2 separate regions of the Homo sapiens genome follow, and region 2 is linked to region 1. Evidence: read pairs that join two places in POLR2A ChIA-PET (ENCODE). Cell type or tissue: PC-9. All regions are shown on one strand. Links, peaks and the distances in the headings refer to the core of each region. The heading gives the core; the rest is flanking DNA.

Evidence for each region. Peaks named below come from ENCODE experiments on the same cell type or tissue, not always from the same donor. Only the 100,000 strongest peaks of a DNase experiment are listed, where the experiment ranks them.
Region 2: POLR2A ChIA-PET joins it to region 1 with 7 read pairs; 1 of 35 experiments calls an interaction of 5 or more read pairs at or near these places.

What each region holds. Positions count from the first base shown.
Region 1 is chr2:74,863,324-74,868,702 of GRCh38, forward strand. HK2 (hexokinase 2) reads left to right here. Exons shown (of 18, transcript NM_000189.5): 3 at 4,313-4,461. Among named protein-coding and RNA genes, the nearest start is that of HK2, 32 kb to the left of the region's middle. In PC-9, for the core only: no CTCF peak of the experiment used is centred there; DNase peaks (open chromatin) are centred at 658, 1,758, 2,948, 4,828 and 1 weaker place; H3K4me3 peaks cover 1,019 bases; H3K27ac peaks cover 5,000 bases.
Region 2 is chr2:75,044,868-75,050,246 of GRCh38, forward strand. It overlaps TACR1 (tachykinin receptor 1), which reads right to left. Exons shown (of 5, transcript NM_001058.4): 5 at 1,596-4,856. The coding sequence ends at 4,565. Among named protein-coding and RNA genes, the nearest start is that of MIR5000, 43 kb to the right of the region's middle. In PC-9, for the core only: no CTCF peak of the experiment used is centred there; DNase peaks (open chromatin) are centred at 2,734 and 3,254.

The sequences.
Region 1 (5,379 bases), core at 258-5,257:
TGCTTAAAATGGTTTGAAAACAAATGATGTAGAAGATCAGATCACTCCATTCCTAGTCTGTACCAGACACCAGCGTTAACTGTGATTCAGTGCCTTTAATGACACGGAGTATTGAATACTTCTGTATGGCTGAGCTCTTGAATGGTGGCCGGCATTGCATTGTAATGGAGTAATTGGAATCCTGGGGTTTAAAAAGAGGCTGCCAGGTGTGGTAGTGATCATGGCGATTCCGGGTACATGGAAAATACGTGCCTTGAGACCTGTGTCTTGCTACATTACCTGCTTAGGACTTGGAGATGTATCTTTTCGGTCCTCGTTTCATTTGGAGTATATGCCATACATTCTCAGAGCAGTCCACTGTTGTGTGCTAGCAGGTGCTTGAAAACTAAAGGAAAAAAACAAGATCCCCTCAACCCAGAGTCACCCCATAGAGGATGATTGGAATGTTCAGTGCAGTTACCTGGGGCCACTGGAAATGATATTGTAGGGCAGAAAGGGCAGGTCCCTTTAGGGGCATTAAGTTATAAATATAGGGCTGGTTCAGGAACTGAATGTGAAAGTATGCGTTTGTGACTTTGACCCACCTCCAAGTTTACGGCTGCATGCCTCAGGCATTGAGTGACAAGGAAGAGCCAGAGGCTCTAAGGTTGGATCAAATACAGTCCAGTGTTCTGATTTGCCTGAGCCTCTCCCAGTTTTGGCATTGAAAGTCCCATGTCATAGGAAACCCCTCCATCCTGGGCAAACTGGGATGGTTGGCCACCCTACATGGCCCTGGAGCTCATGCCCTCACTGCTGCTCAGCTCAACTGTGGCAGCAGCCCTTGAGCTGCTTCCTTGTGCTATCCCAGCCCTCCACAGTGCCACTAGAGCCACTAGAGCCCTTTTGGAAACAGATCTGACCTTCTTAAGAACGAAAGAAAGTCCTTGGCAATGGTATTTGCTGTGCGTTTATAGCCATGTCACGTGAGCCCTATGTTGTAGCTACTCTGGACATGCCATTTTTTGGCACCCACAAATTAATGCCAACTTATAGTTATACCAAACCTCTGTCCTGCCTTACTGGACACCAGAGCATGCCACAAACCTCCATGGCCTTGACAGGGAGAAAGGGAACAAGTACCTTGATAGGATCTATTAACGGAGGAATAATTTACTGTGTTTCTTCTTTGTTGTTGTTGTCATTTGTTTGTTTTTTTTTTGAGACAGAGTCTGGCTCTATTGCCCAGGCTGGGGTACAGTGGCGAGATCTCAGTTCACTGCAACCTCCACTTCCTGGGTTCTAGTGATTCTCTTGCCTCAGCCTCCCAAGTAACTGGGATTACAGGGCTACGCCACCATGCCCGGCAAATTTTTGTATTATTAGTAGAGACAGGGTTTCACCATGTTGACCAGGCTGGTCTCAAACTCCAGACCTCAAGTAATCTGCCCGCCTTGGCCTCCCAAAGTGCTGGGAATACAAGCATGAGCCACCACACCCAGCCTGTGTGTTTCTATATGTTCACATACAACATAGTCCATGTTTCACGTAAGCATCACAACCGCTGGGAGATGTCAGCATTATGAATCCTGTTCTACAGGTGAGGTGACATGCTCAGAGAGCCCTGTGATGTGCCCACACCACACAGGTAGTGAAGCTGCTGAGCTGGAATTCAAAATGAGGCCTGCCTACCTGTCTAAGGTCCAGTGCCTAACCACTGCTCTGGCATGGGCACGTAACCATGCGTGGGCGTTACGAGAGGGCCCGTCTCAGGATTGCCGAGTCACAGTGCTAGGCCTGCCTCAGATTCCGGACTTGGAAGGAATGCAGTCATTGGCTATGGTGGTTGTGGCTTCCTATGTGTGTGGAGGAGGGCTGCAGGGAGGAGGGGTGTCAGGGAATGTGTGTTCCAGAGGAGTCCTGTAAGCAAAGCAAGAGAGGACCTCCTTCCTGGGAACAGGTTCATCAGCAATACTTTATTATTTGTGTTTTCCCTTCAGTCCATCAGAAAATCCTGCACACCACCCGTTCTTGGTGGAGCTGTGGCCTCTGAGTCCAGCTGGGCTGGCCTCGGATGATGACCCACCAGGGGCAGCCTCGCCACCTCGGTCCCCTGTGGTCACTGATTCAGCGGATCGCGTGTATCCTGGACTTGAGAGTGCTGATGAGGCATTTCATCTTTGATATCCCTTTCATCCCTCATGACAGCCACCACGTTGTGTTTCCTAGAATTTGGCTGAGTTCCCACTACCAGGGAAGGCTCAGAGCTGGAGTGTCTGGAAAAGCCACCCATGGCCATGAGGCAGGCAGGCTAACCCCAGATGAGGGCGATGTTGCTGTAGCTAGCCCGCAGCTGTAGCTAGTGGTGGGGCCACCTCTAGTCACTGGGCAGGAAATGGAAAATTAGTGCCCCTAAGGAGGAATGCTGCCGTCACTGGAGCCAATTCCAGTGACTTTTCTTGGACAGGTTTCTGCAATCCCTTCTGCTTTCGTTGGCCTGGAAGAGTCAAGTGAGGCTGTGGGACAGGGTCTGCCTAGAGCCCGGAGAGAGAGTACCTAGTACTTACTGAGTGTGTCCTGAGTTCTTGGTCCTGCACCACACTTGTGTGTCTAATTTTTCCCCTCACAGCAACCCAATGAGATGCAATGTTCCCATTTTAGAGATGAAGCAGCTGAGGCTCAGAGGCTCAGGAACTTGCCTCTGCTAAATAGTGGCCGGGGTTCTGGAGCAGGTGATGTGGGCTCCAGAGCCAGTCTCCGTGTGTCACATCGCCTGACACACTTCTGGTTGTGTGGTCTCTGGTGGATGATGTCTACCGTTTTCCCTCTTGGGACCCTAGGGACTGTGGGTGGTGTTCTCAGGGAGCTGGTCAGATGTGACTTTTCTCAGGGCCTAAGTGCTGGAGGTGCTGAGTGCACCTGGGTGTAAAACAAACATTCTTGGGTTATTGAGTCAGAGCATCTCCCTGACCTCTGACCCATTCCGCTTCACTTCAGTGCTGTTCTCCCACCAGGAAAGGGGTTGAGTGTTGACAAACATGCCAATAAGTGAACCCCCCAGGAAATTGCCTTGTATCCTTGTATCCTTTGAGAAGGTTGTGGCAGGGCAGCAGAAGACTGGCGGTGCTGCTCGCAGTTGGGGCAGTCACCTGCGGATGCGCCTTGCCTGCTCCGCCAGCCCCTGCCCTGCTGCAGGTTCCGCGCCTCTTCAGCACTTTCATTCTGTGCCACACAATGGGGCCCTTCCCCATAGTCGGTGGTATTATCACCCAGGATCTGGATGTTTCCTGTCTACACTGCTGTTTCCTGGAGGGTAGGAACTGCACCTTCCCAGTGACACATGACAGTCTTCACCCATCTGTGTCTGTGGCTCCTTTCTGGAGTCTCACTCATCCTCTTTCCTGCTCCCCCACAGCTTTTCTGTTGCTTCAGTGGCCTGACTCTTGTCGTACATACATGCTCTGGGGTCAGCATTCTCTTGCATTCTGATAAGCCTGAGATCCTTTGAGGGGGCACCTGCTTGCCTTATTCACCAGGCCTCAATGTGTTGGTCCTCATTCCACTCCATCACATGACCCCTCTGGTCTTGCTGCAGGACATGGCCCTCATAATATGCAAACATTAGAAAGTAAATTTAGTACTGCAATTGCAATATGCAAACATAATATGCAAACATTAGAAAGTAAATTTAATACCGTGCTTGCAATTTGGTGTTCTGGGGGTATGAGGAACAGGATGGAGGCATGCACCCCTGGCATGGGGCTTGCTGAAAGCACTGAGGAGGTAGTCGGCTCTCAGGAGGGGGTGAGCACATCGTTGGATGCGAAACTGTCTTATATTGTTGATTGAATTATAAAAGTAATGTATATGCGACAGAATACTACTTAGCCATAAAAAGGAACAAATTAATGGCATTCGTAGCAACCTGGATGGGATTGGAGACCATTATTCTAAGTGAAGTAACTCTGGAATGGAAAACCAAACATCATATGTTCTCACTCATAATTGGGAACTAAGCTATGAGGATGCAAAAGCATAAGAATAATACAATTGACTTTGGAGACTCAGAGGAAAGGATGGGAAGGGAGTGAGGGATTAAAAAAAAAACAGCCCTGTGAGTTTCCAGTTTTAATAAAGCTCTGAGAATTAAAAAAATAATAATGTAAAGGTGTATAGCATGAAATTAGACTATATGTAATGTCTGTAGAGGAGTGAATCCCACTGGCCGCCCCTTACCCACAGATATTCCTGGAGGGACTTGGAGTTTTAAGTCTCGGTTGGTTCCTGGAAGAATTTTGCCCAAAATTAATAGTGGCCCTTCCTTTCTCTGCAGAACACGGAGAGTTCCTGGCTCTGGATCTTGGAGGGACCAACTTCCGTGTGCTTTGGGTGAAAGTAACGGACAATGGGCTCCAGAAGGTGGAGATGGAGAATCAGATCTATGCCATCCCTGAGGACATCATGCGAGGCAGTGGCACCCAGGTATGACCCTTCTCTCAGGGCAGCCCCTGGTGACAAAAAACTTCCTTGGCATGTTCTTTCTGTACTTTCTCCAGCCGCTCCCAGCGTGTGGATAGGCAGTCACCCAAGACACTCATGGATGCCAGCACAGCTGTAAGGGCTCCCTCTCAGCCGGAGCTCAGGCTGTTCTGGTTGTATTTTATACCCAACATGTACTCAGTATTAAAAGGAGTGACTAGAGAAGAAGCATGAAATCCAAGTAAGACGCTGTTCAGTGTTGTCACATCTCGGGCCTCAGGGCTTGGAAGAGGTCAAGCCCTCTGATTCGTGGTCGGCTGTTCCCTCTCCCACACAAGGCTCCCTCCTGGGAAAGGAATTTCTGACCATGAGTAGAACACGCTGGGGAGATATTTTTAGACTCATTATTTGTCTTTGGGGTGGCCTTGAGGTAAACCTGCTTTCCTTGTTATCATGCTGGGGTTGGAGAAGGGAGGCTGCATCCCTAGGGCTGTGGGCATTTGAGCTTTACCGAAGTTGTCACGTGGCTCCAGTATAACGTCAGGAGGGACACAGAGGGTAGCGGCCCTTCCACTGCCACTCCTATGCCTGCACCAAGCTGAGGTATTAAAGAGATTGGGTCCTGTATTCAGGCACTCTAGCTGTGTGATTCTGGGCAAGTGATAGACCTCAGTTTATTCATCTGTAAAAAGGGATGATAGTGTACGGATTGTGGTGTAGATTAGAGGAGATGATACCTGTTAAGTATTTGGCATAGTGCTGGTGCATAATCTAGTACTCTTCGTGTTTTTTTCACAGGGGTTTTTGTCTGTTTATCTAATTGCTTCTTGTGCTGTCACTTTCTGTGGCTAGTAATTGCATTGTTCCCTGTTGTGGGGGATGTGGTTGCCTTTTCTTCCCGTTGCCTCGATCTCCTGCCTT
Region 2 (5,379 bases), core at 258-5,257, 180 kb after region 1:
GCTGGGAGCCATGACTGAAATACTGCTCTTGGATTCTGAGCTCAGGAGCTCCATTAGAGAGTATTACTAAAGCCAGTTGTGGTGCCCAGCGCTGAGCACTTTCATTGTGCAGGCAGGCCACACATGCCTAGGAATAAGTGAAAACGACTTTGCCTCTGCACGGGAATGTCTGCACTCCGCATCCTGTGTTATTTCTTGATTTATAATTTCTTCAATTCGTAGTCTTCCCTCAGCTAACAAGTGAAGAGTGAGCATACCCCTTCATCATGAATTTGGCGTTTTTACTGCCACAAATATTTTAAATGACATTCTACAGCTTTAACTCATCTGAGTATCTGAGGTGAGCTATGATTTTATTCCAAAGCTGTTTCTAGCTTCCCAGCAACCATTCTGGTTCTCTCGGGGCTCATCTGCCTCTCACCGCTCTGAAAGTCTCCAGTTCCTTGCCACTCTTTTATAAACAATTTAAATTGTCTCCTCCTCCTGGGGAGCAGAGGGTGAATGATTTCTTTTGAGAAGATTCAGCTTTAATTGCACCTCTTATTAAACACACACAATGTTTGACATATGATTTGTGGGGATCTTGGAGGGGACTTGTGGATTCCTTAAAGCTTATCCACATACCCCTATTGAAGATGCCTCAATTTAAATAAAACATCTTTATTACTTGTTTCTGATACTAACTGTGTTGGATAGTCTATCTTCTCAAAATTCCCTCTTTCAGTGCCTTTGCAGTTGTTGCCACTACAATTCTGTTACCAGCTGCTTATTGTTCTTTTGATGGAGCTGCTAGGGGTGAGGTGGCACAGAGGATAGGCAACCCAAGGTGTAGGAGGCAGACTGCCAGGGCTCACAGGGATTATCACTGATGTTTCAAAGCCTGCCACAGGTTTCCTGTCTTGTGTTTTCAAACACAGGGGGCTGGATCAAAGCTTGGGTGGTAGTTGTGGAGGTACATGGCTCAGATCCCTCTTTGAGGAAGAATGGCAGGGCACTTGGCTGACAGCCTCCAGCTGCAGGGCTTCAGCATCCACCATGGTGTTCAAACACAGAACACTTTCCCTAGAGAGCCCCAGCCAGCGGCTGAGCACGGCAGGGCATCAGGCCTGGCCATTCTGTTAACGTGCAATGTCTCTCTGGGCAATCTTTGCACGTGTTGGGCTGGGAGCTGCACCACAGTCTGAGGCTCTTCCTAACCACCCCTTTTTTCCCAGGTGTCAGATTGGCATGGTGGTTTGAAGGCTGTCCCTGAGTACTTCTGCTTTCTTTCCCCTTTGTCTTTCTCAGATGTTATTCCCCCCAACCTCCTGTCCTACGAAAACTCTTGTGCTTATAACTCTGTTGTGTCTGCATCCTGACACAGCTTTATTCATAGGCAACATCACTGTCATTTCGCATAATCCCACCTCCCTTCCCAGATCTCAACCTGGGAACTGTTCCCACATCTTCCCAACCCATTTCATCACAGAGTTAAGAGTTTACTGAACATTGATTCCATCCTTCTAGCTATGCAAGTTATTAGGGTTTCTAGTACCATCCCATTTAGCATCCTATAGGATGTTTAGGACCCCTAGAGAAGAGACAGAGGCACGAGAGAGTGAAACACATACTTTATTTCTGTATAAAGATTCTTTCCAGGAGACCAGGCTGGAAAACACGGAAACCTCAGGAATGGCCCCTCTCCACTTATACTCCTCTCCTCACAAATCAGGCCAATGAGGTCAGTTCCTGAGTCCCCTTTCTCCAGGATTCCACTCAGTCCTTGTCTCTTAGTGTCCTGTTGGGGGATAAGGAGGAGAAGGACTCTTGTTCTCTAGCTTCTCCGATAAAGGCCCCCCCACCGCCCCTCAATTACTGTGGTCTAGGAACTGTGAGTTCATGATATACATCAGGGCTCCTCCCTGAGAAAGCATGAGGAGGAAGAGGAGGAAGAGATTCACACAATACAAATATCACAGTGACAGCAATGAGATCTCACATTTTGGAAGTCACGTAACAAAGATGGTTCCTTGATATTTCATATTCTATTACTACTGGACATTACACCAAGTAAACACACTTGGATAAACACAGGGTGATGCATTTCTAGAATAAGAATGTGACCCATGCACAGTACAAATCATGGTGTTTCTTACATGTGGGAGTTGATGACATTTTTATAAGTTAGTGGACATTGGAGACTGGGTCAGAGGAAGGCTTGCTGGCACTGTCCAAGCAGATGCTTTGCCATATTGGAAACTGCCCGGACCACCCAACATTCCCTCTTACTATGCACAGAGATGATACTGTTCAACCAAATTCCTTTAGGTCCCCTGGACTGACTGCCAGCTCCCTTTGGAAGTACCCCAGAGAACTCTCATTCCAGAGGCTCTCCAAAGGTCCCAGTCTTTGGCTTGACTGCCCATGTTGAGTGTGGGTTTTTAGAATTCTGTGGAGAATCTGTCCTCTCAGATGCCTCCAAGACTGCTGGGCAGCTTAGACTCACTAGGACTGGTGAGTTAGTTAGTGATGGCCAATAAGGTAGGCTCTTCAAGAGCTGCAGGGGCTGTGTGTTCCCAGTTCAGGGCAAAGTCCAGAGGAGGCACTCAGTTAATCCTCGTTGAGCTCAACTCTAACCTTCTCTTCCATAGATGGGGTGTCCCCAACTTCTTGACACCATCTTCTCAGGTACTTCTCATAATCATGTTAGCTCTTTACATTCTTCCAAAGTGAGTAATCCATACACAGCAAGATTCTCTATTGGAAGTATGACTAATGCTTAGGGCACTAACTTTTGTTGCTTCTAAATTTTGTCTTCCATTTATATATCTGCAATGATCTGGCTTCACTTAGTTTATTTAAAACTTTCCATGCTGCTTTAGAGAATGTAGTTCTTGAGGTTTTCTGGCTTATACTGTTTCTTCTTCCCCCAGGCCTGTGGATGCCCTGGTAGAATTAGAGCCAGCAGGGCTGGCAAAGGCTGTAAACCATGCATTATTCTCCCCTTAATGTTATGGATGCGGCACATGTGCATCCATTATGCAAACTACCAGGAGGACATTCATGGATGTTACATGAAGCTTCTGCTTCCAGCCATATCTGGAAAAAACACAGATTTGGGAGACAGAAAAAAAAACAAAACAAAACTGCATGCTCACCTTCTGGAAACTCTAAATCTAAATTAGGATATAAAGCATTCAGTTCATGGCTCTTGGAAGACTGACTGTCCTTTAGGGTTGATGAGTCATTCTACCCCTTAGAGACAGGAAGCTGGCAAAGCCATGGAGCAGGGAGGAGACATTCAGAGAGTCTGAAGGGAAGATGCAAGATGCCCTCTTCCCAGAAGTGCAGCTGCAAAGTGCAGCCTTCTTGCTTGTCGCACATATGAGCACGATGCTAGTGTAAAACTAAGAATGAAGGTTAGGGCCCCCACCCTAAAATACCCAAAAGGTTAAAGCAGGGAGCCCACATTTGTCTTCTCTGACAGTGTTCTGCAGCTATGAAATTCTGCCTGCTAAAGCTGGATGGATGCAGGCCTTGGCATGAAGTCCTCTGCTCTGTCAAAAGCCAAAACCTTCCATGAGAAGGAATGTACTCAGGATTTTAAGATAAATCGGAGAATGTCTGAGATGGATAGTTACAGATGGCCTTAGCAGTTGCTACATCTCCAGGAACTGGGTATTAGTTACAAGACTCACTGCTCCTATTCTTTTCTATTCTTTTATTCTTCGTTTTGTTTTTTTTTGTAAAACAAACAAAAAACTCATACAATCCTTGAACCACGGGATGTTAAGATTCGAAGGAACACTTAGATTATCTAGTTCAGTCCCCTTGTTTACAAGTAGGAAAAGAGGGTCAACTACACATTAAATGTAGTGCAAGTCTCCCAATTCCTGGTCTGTAAGAGAACTAGCAGGTATCAGTGGACATATTCTGCTTGCGTCGGCTGCTCAGGACAGTCACCGGGGACATAATGTGGAAGCCCGAGGTTCTCAATCTCATGATGTATAAATGTACTGAAATACTGAGATGCCAAAAAGGGGAATACATATGTTTCTTTTCACAGATGCTTAGAAGACAGGGCTAAATTTTTCATTTAGATGTTATGTGGTGCCTTCTTTTGTTCACCCTGTCAAGCGTAGGCTGGGGTGATAGGAGCCTCCAGCTGCAGGAGGCTAATCTGAGATAACTTTATTGAAGTAACACGGGGCTCCAGGAAAATGAGTCTTCCGGGTCCGCAGCTGTGCTGCAGAATTCATCCTGAAATGAGCACTCGCATGCAGCCAAAGTCACTTCCAGAATGGAATGAATGGGCTTTTGGGAAAAGCTGGTCCGACCTTTTATTTTACAGGCTCAGCAAAGTTCAGTGATTTGGTTTGAGTCACACAGCATGAGGGTGGCAAAGATAGGGAAGAATTGAGATTTTTTGACTCAAGGATGGAATGTTTTCCCTAACCCATACTGACCCTTTTTGCAAGTCCCAGTGTGAGGGTGTTTCTGATGGTTCCAGATGAAGGGAATTTCCATGCATGAAGGGAGGCAGGTCAAAGGCAGTGGGGGCTGCACCTGCCAAAGGCCCTGTGGCCTAGGAGAGCACATTGGAGGAGAAGCTGAAGCTCTCTGTCATGGTCTTGGAGTCACTTCGTGAAGAGCAGTTGGAGGTCAGGTCCAGGGACGAGGGTGTGGCCTTGGGGCCGTCCTCTGGCTCCTCCTCGTGGGCCCCCACCACTGTGGAGATGGTGGTCTCCAGGCGGCTGACTTTGTACACACTGCCCTGGGTCTGGAGATACCGGGTGGATTTCATTTCCAGCCCCTCATAGTCGCCGGCGCTGATGAAGGGGCAGCACCGGAAGGCATGCTTGAAGCCCAGACGGAACCTGGAGAGCGAGCAGATGAAGAGGTGACCCTTTGGGACGGCCTGCTCAGAGGGCTGCCCACCACTGCATCAGCTTGTTAACACATGGACATACCCAAGCGTGATTCTGTTATTGTTTTTAAAATTCAATGACAGCTGGAGATGCTGAGGCCAAAAAGGCTTAAGGGTCAGTCAACAAGGTCAAATCCAAGACTAGAAAAAAAAAATCCAACACTGGAACAATCTTTATGTGAAATACGTCTTTACTGGGGGTGGCCCTGAACTATGCTGTCTCCCCTCACATGGGGTCAGCAGACTTTGAGTCAATTCTACCTCAACAAAACGCATTCACCAAGTGTTTACTATGTGCACAGCACTGTGCTAGTTACTGGGTGGTAAAAACACATATCAAGATTCAGTCCTTCCCCTCGAGTAGCCTGTTAACTGAAGGAGGACTCTCTGCCAATCATGTTTCTTCAGTGTGCCTCAGTTTCTCTGGTTGTTAAATAGGAAGAATTAACCTTTACTTAAAGGCGTGCTGCTAG